Regions from separate parts of the Homo sapiens genome. Here region 1 is linked to region 2. Evidence: read pairs that join two places in POLR2A ChIA-PET (ENCODE). Cell type or tissue: Panc1. All regions are shown on one strand. Links, peaks and the distances in the headings refer to the core of each region. The heading gives the core; the rest is flanking DNA.

What was found. Peaks named below come from ENCODE experiments on the same cell type or tissue, not always from the same donor. Only the 100,000 strongest peaks of a DNase experiment are listed, where the experiment ranks them.
Region 1: POLR2A ChIA-PET joins it to region 2 with 5 read pairs; 2 of 35 experiments call an interaction of 5 or more read pairs at or near these places.

Annotation. Positions count from the first base shown.
Region 1 is chr15:69,590,857-69,593,356 of GRCh38, forward strand. It overlaps PCAT29 (prostate cancer associated transcript 29), which reads left to right and starts at 1,344. Exons shown (of 4, transcript NR_126438.1): 1 at 1,344-1,457. In Panc1, for the core only: no CTCF peak of the experiment used is centred there; a DNase peak (open chromatin) is centred at 1,253; H3K27ac peaks cover 1,797 bases.
Region 2 is chr15:70,304,645-70,315,144 of GRCh38, forward strand. No RefSeq gene overlaps it. Among named protein-coding and RNA genes, the nearest start is that of LINC02205, 200 kb to the right of the region's middle. In Panc1, for the core only: no CTCF peak of the experiment used is centred there; no DNase peak of the experiment used is centred there.

The sequences.
Region 1 (2,500 bases), core at 1-2,500, 720 kb before region 2:
TATTCACTCATTTTTTCATCCAATATTTTTTAGCATCTGCTATGTATTATGTTCTGTGTTAGGTGCTGGGTGTTCAAGGAGGTAAATGAGAGCTGTGGTCCCTGCAAAGGCCAAGAGCACTCTGAGGAAACATCAGTACCTGGGGAGGCAGTGTGTGGTACCCAGCGGAGTGTGTGATGGGTGATGGGCATGGGCGGAACACTCACACAGAAGTGGCAGCGTGCCACAGGGGTGGCTGCAGGGGTGGCCATGCCTGGGGAAACGCGACTGCCTGGTTTGTCAGTGGGCCCTGTAGGACAGCAGTGAGGCACCTCCCAGGCAGCTCTGCAAGTGGCACTCCAAAGGAGAGCTGGAGAATAGAGGAGGGAAAAATGGGAATTCCTTGAGTCATAATTGGGTAGAGCTTTAGAAGGGGTTGAAGGTCATAAGTGGGAAACATGAGCCTAGAAAATATTGCTTACACATGAAAAAATGGCAGGCAGGATCAAACAGCAAATTGCAACCTGACATGCATGCTAGGGTCATGTCTGTGAAAATTCTACCTTTGGGAGGTAATGTGCCAAAAGAAAAAAAAAAAGAGACAAGAGAGAAGACTGTTGATTGAATGATGGGGGTAAGCTTATGGGTGATTTGTTAGATGGTTTTAAATGTTTAATCTTATTATGTAGTAGCTATAATCTTATCATTACAGTAGTAATACTAAAATTGAGGAGTAGAACAATGATAGAGTTTGGGGGGATGAGAGATGTTTTCTTGAGATTCATTTCACATAGTAAAAGAAAACCCAATAAAAGTAAGATGGAATGAATCCCCTCTACATCTTCTTCTGTGACTGGGTCAGGCAGCTGTGAGCAGCTAAGAGAAGCCCTGATCTTACAGGTGATTCAGCTCCACTTCCACTTCTTTTTGGGACTCACTGGGGATTATTTGTTTCTCTTAATGGGCAACAATTAGCTAATACCCCACCACTACAAGCAAAGTAAAAACTGGGCCTGTGTTAACAGTTCTCTTTTTGATGGGGTCATTGGTGTAACAGATAACTTCTAGCTGCATTAGGACTGGTAGCACATCAACATTGCCTCTCTGTTGTGAAAGGAAAATAGAAACGGCTAAGTCAACCATATATAAAGGCTTATATTTGCTCTTCAAAAGTTTTTTTTTTTTTTCAACATATCTTTGCTGGGGTTGGGCCATAGCTTGATGGGTATTTGTTGAATGACTAATTATTGACTTATAGGCTAACAGCCTCCTTTGAAGTAGGCTGAGCAAACAAACCATTAAGTGGAACATGGTGTCTAGGTTACACAGCTCACTCATCTGCTAATCACTGGGGCACACTGCTGGTTATTATTACCTGAGACCCTGAAAGGAAGCACTAAAGAAATGAAGACAGAGGAATACCAGGAGAGAAAGGAGGTCCAGTTAGACCTAAAGGTGGGCAAGAAGAAGAAGAAGAGGTGAGATCCTCAGTATTGAACAAGTACAGTGCAGCACATAGGTGATGTCTTAATAGGGGTCTTGGTCAATAATTGTTTGGTTGCAAGAAATAGAAGTATTATAAATTTAACTCTCAGTAATAACAATGATTTCGTTGGAAGGCTATGAGGAATCTCACCGACTTCAAGGGCAGGGATGACAACCAGACCCGTGAGAGGCTCAGAGACTTTCCTAGCTTCTTGCCTGTGTTTCTCTGGGTGTTTTTTTTTTTTTTTTTTTCATCTCAGCTTATCTCAGTAGCTTTGTTTCATTCTTTTCTCTGCAGACTGGCTTTCTCTGTTTTGCCTTTTCTTTTTCTCCTTCTTTCTTTCCTTCCTTCTCTCTCTCTTTCTTTCTTTTTTTTTTTTTTTTTTTTTTTTTTTGACAGAGTTTTGCTCTTGTTGCCCAGGCTGGAGTGCAATGGCACAATCTTGGCTCAGCGCAACCTCTGTCTCGTGGGTTCCAAGCGATTCTCCTGCCTCAGCCTCCGGAGTAGCTGGGATTACAGGCATGCACTACCATGCCCGGCTAATTTTGTATTTTTGGTAGAGACGGAGTTTCTCCATGCTGGTAAGGCTGGTCTCGAACTCCCGACCTCAGGTGATCCACCCGTTTGGGCCTCCCAAAGTGCTGGGACTGCAGGCATGAGCCACCACACCCGGCTGTTCTGCCTTTTCTAGGTTTTAACTTGTTCACTTAAACTTGGACATGATCTCTCAGGTTATGGGCCCAATACCAAGAATCTAAGTCCAGAGACCCAGGAGACAGAATCTGATTGGTCAATGGCTAGCCAATGGGGTGCCTCCCCTCAGTCAGGAGTCCATTGCTGTTCCAACAGCTGCAGCCAGGGAGAGGTACGTGAATGTGGATAAACATGGTGGCAGGGACAGTTCCTGTGGGTGGTCAGAAAAGGAGGCACTGACTGAGCAGGCAGCACATTGGCTAACATGTCTGCTGTGGGGAAAACTGGAATGACTTGGCTGTTGGATAAAATACTCAACCACATGTAGAAAATGCCCACCAT
Region 2 (10,500 bases), core at 4,922-7,421:
CACTTGCTTAATAATTTCCTTTATAATTCTCTTTCTACATATATATGTATATGTGTGTATATGTCTACCTATACAAATATGTATATATACATATATGCATGTATACATATGTGTGTATTATTTTCCTGAAGCATTTTAAAGTAAATTGCAGAAGTCTTTTTGCCTCTAAATACTTCAACATGTTTTTATTTGAAAAAGGACATTCTCTTACATAATCACAGCACAATTGTCAAAGTCAAGAAATTAACATTGCTGCAATAGTAACTACCGACTTTATTCAGATTTTACCAACTGTCCCACTAATAACCTTTTTCTAATCTGGGATCCAACCTAGGATCACACTTGCATTTGGTTTCTGTGTCTCTTTAGTCCTCTTTAATTGGCAACAGTTTCTCAGCCCTCCTTTGTTTTTCATGGCCTTAACATGTTCGAAGAGAACATTTTGTAAAAAGTCTCTCAATATGGATCCGTGTGATGATGTTTCCTCTAAATTATATTCAGAATTGCCGGTTATGCAAATTTGGCAGGCTGCCATAGAAATGATGCTGTGTCCTTCTCAGTGCATCGTATCAGGAAGGGAACCATGTTGCTCTGTCCCTTGCTAGGGATGTTAACTTGGATAACTTGGTTAAGGGTATTGCCAGGTTTCTCCACTGCAGTTGCTCTCTTTCCTTTCGTAAAATAACCAGTGTCTTGTGAGAAGACACTTTGAGATTATATAAATATTCTGTTTCTTATCATACATTTGCCCACTCATTTTAGCATCCATTGATAGTTCTTGCCTGAAACAGTTATTGCTATGGTGGTTGTCAGGTGGTGATTCTTCCAATTCCAACATCCCTTCTATATTTATTAGTTGGAATCCTTCTATAGGTAAGAGCCTCCTTCCTCTCATTTATTTATGTATGTATTCATTTATATCAGTATAGACTCAAGGATTCTTCTTTCAACTGTGGATAATAATCTGATACTGTTGTTATTAATTTTAATGTTTTCTTTTTAAATAATTATAGATTGTCAAGGAGTTGCAACATTAGTGCAGAGAAGTCCTGTGTACTCTTCACCCAGTTTCATCCAATGGTTGTATCTTACATAACTATAGTGCAATATCAAAAGCAGGAAAATAACATTGAGACCATGTACGTGCATAATTCTGTCCTTTAATCACCTGTGTAAATTCATGTAACCACTGCCATAAAGACACAGAACTATTCTGTTACCACAAATATCTCCCTCATGCTATTCCCACCATCCCGAGTCCCTGGCAACCACTAATTTGTTCAGCATCTCTGTATTTTTGTCATTTTGAGAATGTTTTATAAATGGAATTATAAAGTATGTGACCTTTGGAGATTGGATTTTTTTGTTGTTGTTCAGTATAATGTCCGTGAGAGTCATTTGAATTCTTGTGTGTCTCAGTATTTCATTCATTAATAAAAATGAAATACTCCGCAATAAAGCTGAGTGGTATTCCGTGGTATAGATATACAAAGTTCACTTAACCATTCACCTATTGTAAGACATTTTGAATGTTTCCAGTTTGGGACTATTACAAATAAAGCTGCTATGAATGGTCATGTACAGTTTTTTGTGTGGATATGTTTGCATTTCTCTGGGCTAAGTGCCCAGAAGTACGATTGCTGGGTCGTATGGTAAGTGTATGTTTAGACTTTTAAGAAACCACCAAACTGCTTTCCAGGGTAGCTGCGCCATTTTACACTCCCATCAGCAGCGTAGAGTAATCCAGTTTCTCTGCATCCTAGCCAATATTTGTATTTTCACTGTTTTTTATTTTAGCCATTCTGATAGGTGTGTAGTGATATTTCATGGTGGCTTTAATTTGCATTTCCTTTTTTAAATTTTTTTTCTTTTTAGAGACAGGGTTTTGCTCTGTTGTCCAGGCTGGAGTGCAGTGGCATGATTATAGCTCACTGCAGCCTTGGACTCCTGGGCTCAGCCAGTCCTCCCATCTCAGCCTCCCAAGTAGCTAGGACTATAGGTACGCACCACCATGCCCATAGAGATGGGGTCTCACTATGTTGCGCAGGCTGATCTTGAACTTCCTGCCTGAAGCAATTCTTGTGCCTTGGGCTCCCAAACCACTGGGATTACAGGCGTGAGCCACCATGCTGAGCTTGCATTTCCTTAACAGCTATTGATGTAGAACATCTCTTCATGTGCCTATTTGCCATCCGTATATCCTCTTTGGTAAAATATCTCTTCATGCCTTTTGCCCACTTTCTAATTGGATTGATTGCCTTCTTACTGTTGAGTTTTGAGGGTCAGATAGGTGGTCTGCAAATATTTTTCCCTCATTTAATCTAATGTTCACATTGCTACTGTTGGCCCTTAAAAGAAAGTTTTCATTTATTCATCTGACAAATAGTTTCCTAGACCCCACTGGATGCTGAGCACTTGTCTAGGAGCTGGAAATAGATAAGACAGATATAGCAGGGCCCTGGCCCATGGAGGCTCCCACTCTGGGGTCAAGGTGTGGAGCAGAAAAAGAAACAGATGTTTTCAACACCATGCAGTCAATAGCAAAAAGAGGCAGAGATGGGCTGTGTGAGAACACAGGAGTGAGGAAAATTGGCCAAAGTCTGAAGGACGAGTCTGCACCTGTGAGACGGGCAAGGGAATGAGGGCATTCCAAACAGAAGCAAGAGCCCATGCAAATGTGCCTGAGTATTCAAAGTTCATGGAAGCAAAGATTTGGAGGCCACAGGGCCCTGTGTGGTGGATGCTTTGGGGGATTCCTCGAAGTTGGGTTGGAATCTTGGAAGGCACTCACTGGTTGTACAAATGCATAAATGATTATGTTTAACCAGTACAAATACATAAATGGTTACACGGACTAGATATTTAACCTTTCTCAGACTCAGTTTCTCATGGGCAAAATGAGCTCAGTAATACCTACTTCCCAGAGACTACAGGAGGATTAGAAATAATGTACATACAGCATCTAGAACAGTACTAGGGATGGAATTATGTGCTTGACAAACACTAACTTTGGAAAATCAGGATGGAAAAACAGAGCACATTTAAAGATTGGCTTGGACCAGGCACAGTGGCTCACACCTATAATACCAGCACTTTGGGAGGCCAAGGTGGGTGGGTCACGAGGTCAGGAGTTTGAGATCAGCCTGGCCAACATAGTGAAACCCCATCTCTACTAAAAAAAATACAAAAATTGGCCAGGTGTAGTGGCGCATGTCTGTAGTCCCAGCTACTCAGGAGGCTGAGGCAGGAGAATCGCTTCAACCTGGGAGGTGGAGGTTGCAGCGAGACGAGATCGTGCTACCGCACTCCAGCCTGAGTGACAGAGTGAGACTCCATCTCAAAAAAAAAAAAAAAAAAAAAAAAAAAAAAAAAAAAAAGATTGGCTTGTAAGAGGGAACACCCATCAAAGCTGTGCTTCTTTTCAAGGGTCTCTCTCAGGCTCATCCCTTCAGTGGTTCCTCCTACCCTTGGGAGGGAATGAACCTCCTCCTATCTAGTCAAATCTATTTCCCTGTACTCTCCACCATACCCTTCCACCCTGCTGGGACCAGGGATGTTCTTCATCAATTAAAACACACTTCCTTTTGCTTCCTTCCCAGCAAGGTCTAAATGTCCTTTGGCACCAGCTTACAACTCTCCTTCCTTTCTCAGCCACATTTCTTGGAAGAGTTGTTTATTTTCACTTTCTTCACTTCCTCCTCAACTCACTCTTTAACTCAGTGTGGTCTCCCCCTCTGCCCAAACCCCAACCCCAGAACTGCTCTGGTCAAGGTCACCCGTGGCCTTTGTGACACTGACGTGAGTCATTATCTCACTGATCGCTGTGCAGCATTTGAGAAGGTGACACTTCCTCCTTCTTGAGACATTCTCCTGGCTTGGCTCTCAAGGGGGGTGCCTTTGCAGGTCTTTTCCTGCTGTCCCTGGGGGCTCCTCTCGTGAGTGCTTTGGCAGGCTTCTCTTCCTGCACCCACCTCAACATGAGAGGGCCCCCAGGGTTCATTCCTGTTTTCTGTTCTTCTCACTCAGCATGCTCATGTCCTCTTCCTGGGGTATTACCTGACCCCCATCCATGCCTTCTGTTAGTTTCTTCGGTTGGAACACTCTCAGGTCTCTATCCAAGCCACCCACAGGCCTCACTCCTGAACTGCAGACCACTGGATCCAAATGTCTACTGAATACAGATCTACATCTCAAACTCAACATGAATAAAATTGAGCTCACCCCCTCCAGAGACCAGACGCTTCTCTCTCATATCTCATCTTTCACAGAACAGTTCCTCACTCTTCCAGCTGCTGAGAGCACAATGGGAAGACACACAGAAAGGAGTAGTTGGAGAAGTGAGTGACGAGGTCAAAGTCCACTTAAGCCCCAGGGGAAACTGAGGCGCGGATGTTAGGGAGCAGCGGTCCACATGTGGCTGGAGTTCCGGAAAGGGATAAGGGCAGGAGATGTGATTTTGCTGATGCTCCAGCTGCTTCAGAGCAGACCTAAAGTCCTGGCTGGAAAACACAGCTCCTCTCCCACAAGCCCCTCGGCCAAATTGTACTTGAAGGCTCGGGCCCCCTCATCTAGGCTTGTGGGCTGCCAATGCAATGATCTACAAGGGCAGGAAATGAAGGAGAGGAGAAGGAAAGAAGGAAGGAAGGAAGGAAGGAAGGAAGGAAGGAAGGAAGGGTGAACTCTGAATATCTGAGACAAGTCTCAGTCAACTTAGGAAGTTTATTTTGCCAAAGTTAAGGACATGCACCCGTAACACAGCCTCAGGAGGTCCTGACAACAGGTGCCCAAGGTGGTCTGTGCACAGCTTGGTTTTATACATTTTAGGGAGACATGAGACATCAATCAATATATGTAAGATGAAACATTGGTTTGGTCTGGAAAGGTGGGACGACTCAAAGTGGGGAGGGTGTTCCAGGTTGCAGGTGGATAAGAGACAAATTGGGGCTTTGAGTTTCTGATTAGCCTTTCCAAAGGAGGCAATCAGATGTGCATGCATAGGGATGACTTTGAATAGAATGGGAGGCAGGTTTGCCCTAAGCAGTTCCCAGCTGGACTTAGTGATTTTGGGGTCCCAAGATTTATTTTACTTTCATGGAAGGAAGGAAGGAAAGAGGGAGGGAGGCAGGGAGCGAGGGAGGGAGGAATGATCCTGCTTGGTTCAGTGAGGGGAAAGGAGTTGGCCAAGGGAGAACTGAAAGGTCGGAAGTGAAAGTGGCCATGGGGGAGTGGGGAGGGGGATGCACGGGATTAGAGGCTAAAACAAAGTGACCTTGATGTGTTGATGAGGTTTGGAGAGAAAAGATTGAGTTACCCTTCTCCCCAGTCCTCACTGAGAACAAGTGAATTTGCACTTCCTGCCTTAATCTGGGTGGGGTGGGGTGGGAGAATCACTAATGACAACAGCAAGATAAACAAAAAATAAATAAACAAAAACGACCTCTCACAGGTGTAGAGTGAAGAAAGGACATTTGTTGGGCAAAAAAGAGAAAGCAAACAATTGTCCTGCTTTGACTGACAGTCAGCAAACATTTATTGAGGGCACACTAGTTCTTAGCACTTTAGATACTTATCACATTTTATCTTCACAAACATCATGTGCAGTAAATGCTTTTATCCTCATTTTACAGATGAGGAAACTGAGACTCAGAGACATTCTTGTTGGTGCCCACACAGTAAGAGGTGGTGGTGTCTGATTCCGATGCCTATGCTCTTGTTGTCATTGGTTTGTTAAGTCTTTATTTTACCTTTTAAAAAAAACATAAAGTGATACAAGTATGTACTTTAACAAGTCAACCAGTTCTACAAAGTTTGTGTAAAGAAAAACATTTATCAGACTCCCTCATAGAGGACCACTTGCAAGTTTTTTAATGAATTCATTTAATGCTTACCTCCATATCCTTATATGTTTGTATTGCTATTTATTGATATTTCTATTTGAAGCATTGTTTATTGACTTTGTATTATGGAAGAATGAGTTTTAGCACTTTCTCCCTCTTTCTCTCTCACTCACTTGATACACACATGCACATGTCCTAATCTCCATCCTTCCAATACAGTCATATAATTAATTTTCTTAATCAGTAGTCACTGGTGGCCAGGCACCGTAGCTCATGCCTGTAATCCCAGCACTTTGGGATTACAGCCAAAGTGGGTGGATCACTTAAGTCAAGGAGTTCGAGACCAGCCTGGGCAACATAGTGAGACTCTGTCTCTATTTGTTTTTAAGTAAAAAAAAAAATTATTAAAAAGAAAAAAAATCAGTCAGTGGTGACATTATTATGACTAAGTAATTACCATTCCTCAGAGCTGATTGACATAGTAAATTAGGATTCCTTTCCCTTTCCCGCATACCTTTTGTTTTCTTCAGAGTTGACAACTACTTTTGTTTTTCCTGGTGTTTGCATAGTTTTCTATTAACTTGTTAATTCAACATTCAAAATGGCTACCAGCTGTCTAACCAGAGTTAGACACATTAATACACAGTATTCTATCAGTTTCATTTCCATGAACAAATGTTTCACAGAGCTTTCTGCTCTTCTCCAATCGGGACTAGCCACCATCTCTGCCTGGGTCATGATTCTCATCCTGGGCTTTTCCACAGTCTTCATTTTGGGAACTCCCCTGGGATCTTTCTGTTTTGTATCTTTTCTTTTCTTTGTTCATCCCCTCGTTTTGTTTAGTATCTATGTTCTTCAGGAGTTTTCCCGACAAAAGATGTGCAGGAGTGTAATTTTGAACCCTCGTGTCTCTTCCTTCCTGGGCCCGTTCCCCCCAGAAAAGAGGTTTCTAGTGTCTTTCCTAGAGGGTATAAAACCAGATGCAGCCTACTGGGAGATTATGAGAGAAGATGGCTAGGGGACCTCAGCATTAACTATGAAAACGTTCTCTTACTCGTCCTGTTTTCAGCTGAGCCTCATGCCCCTCATCTCCGAGCAGAGACTTCACTTTATCTCCAGGCTTTGGCCATGGTACGGACTGGGTGGTTGCCTAGCAGTATGCAGTGGAGGCAGGGATCTGGGGTTCTAAAGCCTCTGAATGAATTGCTTTCACTTACAAATCCTTATTTTTGGCCCATCCCTTCACTCACTTCCAGAAGTACCTGACGCTGCCAGCTCCTGAGGCTTCTAAGGGTTCTGCTGTGTAAATCAAGTTGGTTCTCAGCTTTTCCCAATGCCAGCTCAAGAATCCTTATTTCTCCTGCTAAGTTTGTTACCACTTGTCTACCTGCTTTCCAGGTTCCAAAATTTTGTGATAAGACTCTTATCTCTTCTCTAGTTCTCTCCATCCTTATGGCTTTGTGCCTTCTAGATGCTTGTCTTCCTTATCTGTCCTTACCTAGGAATTCAAAGCCCCTGTTCCCTCCTCAATCACAGGTATTTCATGCTGAGAGTGGGCAGGCCCTATGTGCATGGGTCACTTCTCAGCCATAGAGCATCTCAGAGAGAAAGAAAATGAGCTTCTGGTGTGAAATCAACACGTTTCCAACAACAGAGTCAGGACATCTGAGACAAAGACTGACTCAGCCACAACCTCCCTGGGCAACCTTGAGCAAGTCATTTTGCCTTTGTTGCTGGATGTCAGTGTTCCCATCAGTGAAACAAAGCAAATGCCCCCTGCAACTTTCCATGAGAGTGATGAGAATCAAATGAGATGATGTGGAGATACAGCTCTCTGCATAATTTCAGGTACCACACAGTTATCTGGATTAATATTACTGGTCTTGAATCCAGGAAGTGCCAAGTATGCACCTGTGCTAAGTCTTCAAGATTCAGAGATGGGCAAGACCTCCCTTTTCCCTTTTCTTGGTGAAGTTCATGGCATAGCAAAGGAGGCAGATGAATAAACAGAGTGAAATAAGCAAGACCGGAAATTGCATAGAGTGCACAGAAGAGAGAGACACCACTGCTGCCAGCTGGGGTAGGGGAGCAGAAGAGCTTCATAAGAATCGGACAGGAGTCCATCAGTCAGAGGAGGAGAAAAGTTTTCAAGACAGAGACTCGTATGAGCAAAAGAAAAGATATGTGCATCTGTCATGCTAGAGCAGAGTGCTGCAGCTTCATGGGTCTGGAGCTTGGCAGCCTAGGGACCACCTTGCACTTGCAAGTCAGAGATGGGGTGTGACATCGGTATGGCATGGCCAGATCTGCCTGTGGGTAGGTTGCCTCTGATGATGAGATGAAGGGTGGTCTGGAGAAAGGCCAGTCGAATCTCACAGTTCTGTCAGGATGGTATTCCCATAGTCGGGGGGAAGTAATGTGGTCCCAAATAAAGCAAGAACAGGTAAGACAGAGAGAAGACTATGGGTCTCAAGAAGTGAGTAAGAGGTCAAAGCATCAGGACTTGGTAATTAACTGGCTGTTGGGGATAAGAATAGTTGGAGGATGTAGCTTGACTCTTGGGCATCAGCTCTGATGGTTGGCTGGCTGGCTGGCTGACTAGAGGGGCTGTTTCCCAAGCCAGGGAATACAGATGAAAGTAAAGGAAGGGCAAAGAGAAAAGAGAGGAGGTCAACGGCTTGAGTGCAGGCGTGTAGAAGACTGATAGGCCTACATGATACAACAGGAGATGACAACGGGGGAGGTGAAAGTATGAATCACGGGAGAGGCTAGAGGTAGCAGCCATTTTGGTGTCAGTCATTCAAGCATAACTACTACCACTATCACGATCACTACCATCACCATCATCATCACCATCGTCATCACCACCCCACCACCCTCATCATGACCACTACCACCACCATCACCCTTACCTCCACCACCATCTGCCATTAATACCATCACCACCACCAACCCCACCCCACCACCGCTATTCCCACCACCTCCAGCACCACTGCTGCCACCACTACCACCATCCTAATAGAGATTATTTACATTCTCTCAACTTCACAGAAACTTGTCTCTCTTCCAGGTCAGAGAGAAACCACCTGGGCCCATGCCTGCCCCATGCTGGGTATTCAGAAACTATGAATATTACATCCAACTGATGATAGATATCAGTGTCAAAAACAGAGTCCCTGCCCTGCAGCCCAGCTCATCCAGCCTGCCCAAAGTTTCTCTTGAGTGGTTTGTGCACCAACCCTCACCCAGGGCCTGTGTCTGCAGACTGCAGTCTGCCCTCTTCACTTCAGCCAAGTATGCTGAGCCAGGGCCTGCCCTTCTCACAGTGGCCAGGCTCTCATGCTTCTCATCGCTGTGTGAATTGGTCAGTACTGAAGGTGTATATGCCCCCTTCTGCTATCTCTCCCCTGCCTGCTCTGAACTTCTATGCCCTCTAAAAGCCCACCTCCTACACCTTCCCTGCCAACCCTTCCCTGGTCTTCCAGACTCCCTGCTTCAGAATCAGCAACTCCTCTCCCTGTTCGTCTGAGCTGTCCTTCCACTATCAGCCTTACCAGGAACATGCTTCTTCCCTGAGGCTATGTCCTCTTACAGGGCCCTCCTATGAGAGGCCCCTTGGTGGTGGCATGTTTTTGTAGTGAGCCCTGAGTCCTCCTGAAGTTTCTCCAGATTCCTGCAACTGAACTCATCCCTTCCTCATCTTGCCATGGCAGCATGCTCTCACGCCTCCTTTGGAGTCAGGCTTCAACATGCACCAGCTGTGTGACCATGAGCAAGCCACTGGCTCCTCTGAGTCTCAACTCCTTTATCTGAAAAATGGGACTCTGTCACTGACATGAAATGACGTAGCATATATAGGTTGACTCGGAAATGGCCTTGCACATCCTAGGTGTGAGATACATTTTCATTATCTCTTTATTTCCCTAACTCACAGCCTATCACCTACAGGTTTTGTAATTGTTGTTGTTATTTATGGTCTTGCCTATTCTATCCTTATTAGGCTTTAGTTAGTTAAGTGCAGAATTGTAAACCAGAAAGTATCTGAGACAGGTCTCAATCGAGAGGTTTATTTTGCCAAGGTTAAGGACCATGGCTCATGATACATTTTCAGGAGGTCCTGAGAACACGTCTTGGTTTTATACATTTTAAGGAGACGGAAGAAGTTACAGGCAAAGAAATAAACCAATACATATAAGGTATATATTGATTGGCCCAGAAAGGTGGGATATCTCGAAGTAGGGTGAGTGTAGGCTTCCAGGTCATAGGCGGTTTCAAAGATTTCTTGATTGGCAATTGGCTGAGAGAGTTAGGCCTTGCCTGAAGAGTTGAATTCAGCATAAAGAGACCTTGAGTTTAGATAAGGCAGGATTGTGAAGCCAAGGTTCTTGTCATGTAGATGAAGCCTCCAGGATTCAGAGAGAAAAGATGGTGAATGTCTGTTATCAGGTGTCAGTCTCTCCTGAAAGAGCTAGTGAGGGAAGGAGATTTTCTACAGAATGCAAATTTCCCCAAGAGAGAGCTTTGCGGGGCCATTTCAAAATATGCCAAAGAAATATATTTTGGGGTAAAATACTTTTATCTCCTTCAAGGCCTGCTATTTGTCATGGGACCAGAGTCAGGTTGGAATTTAGTATCTCATTGCTATGAAGAGTCTGTTTTGTCA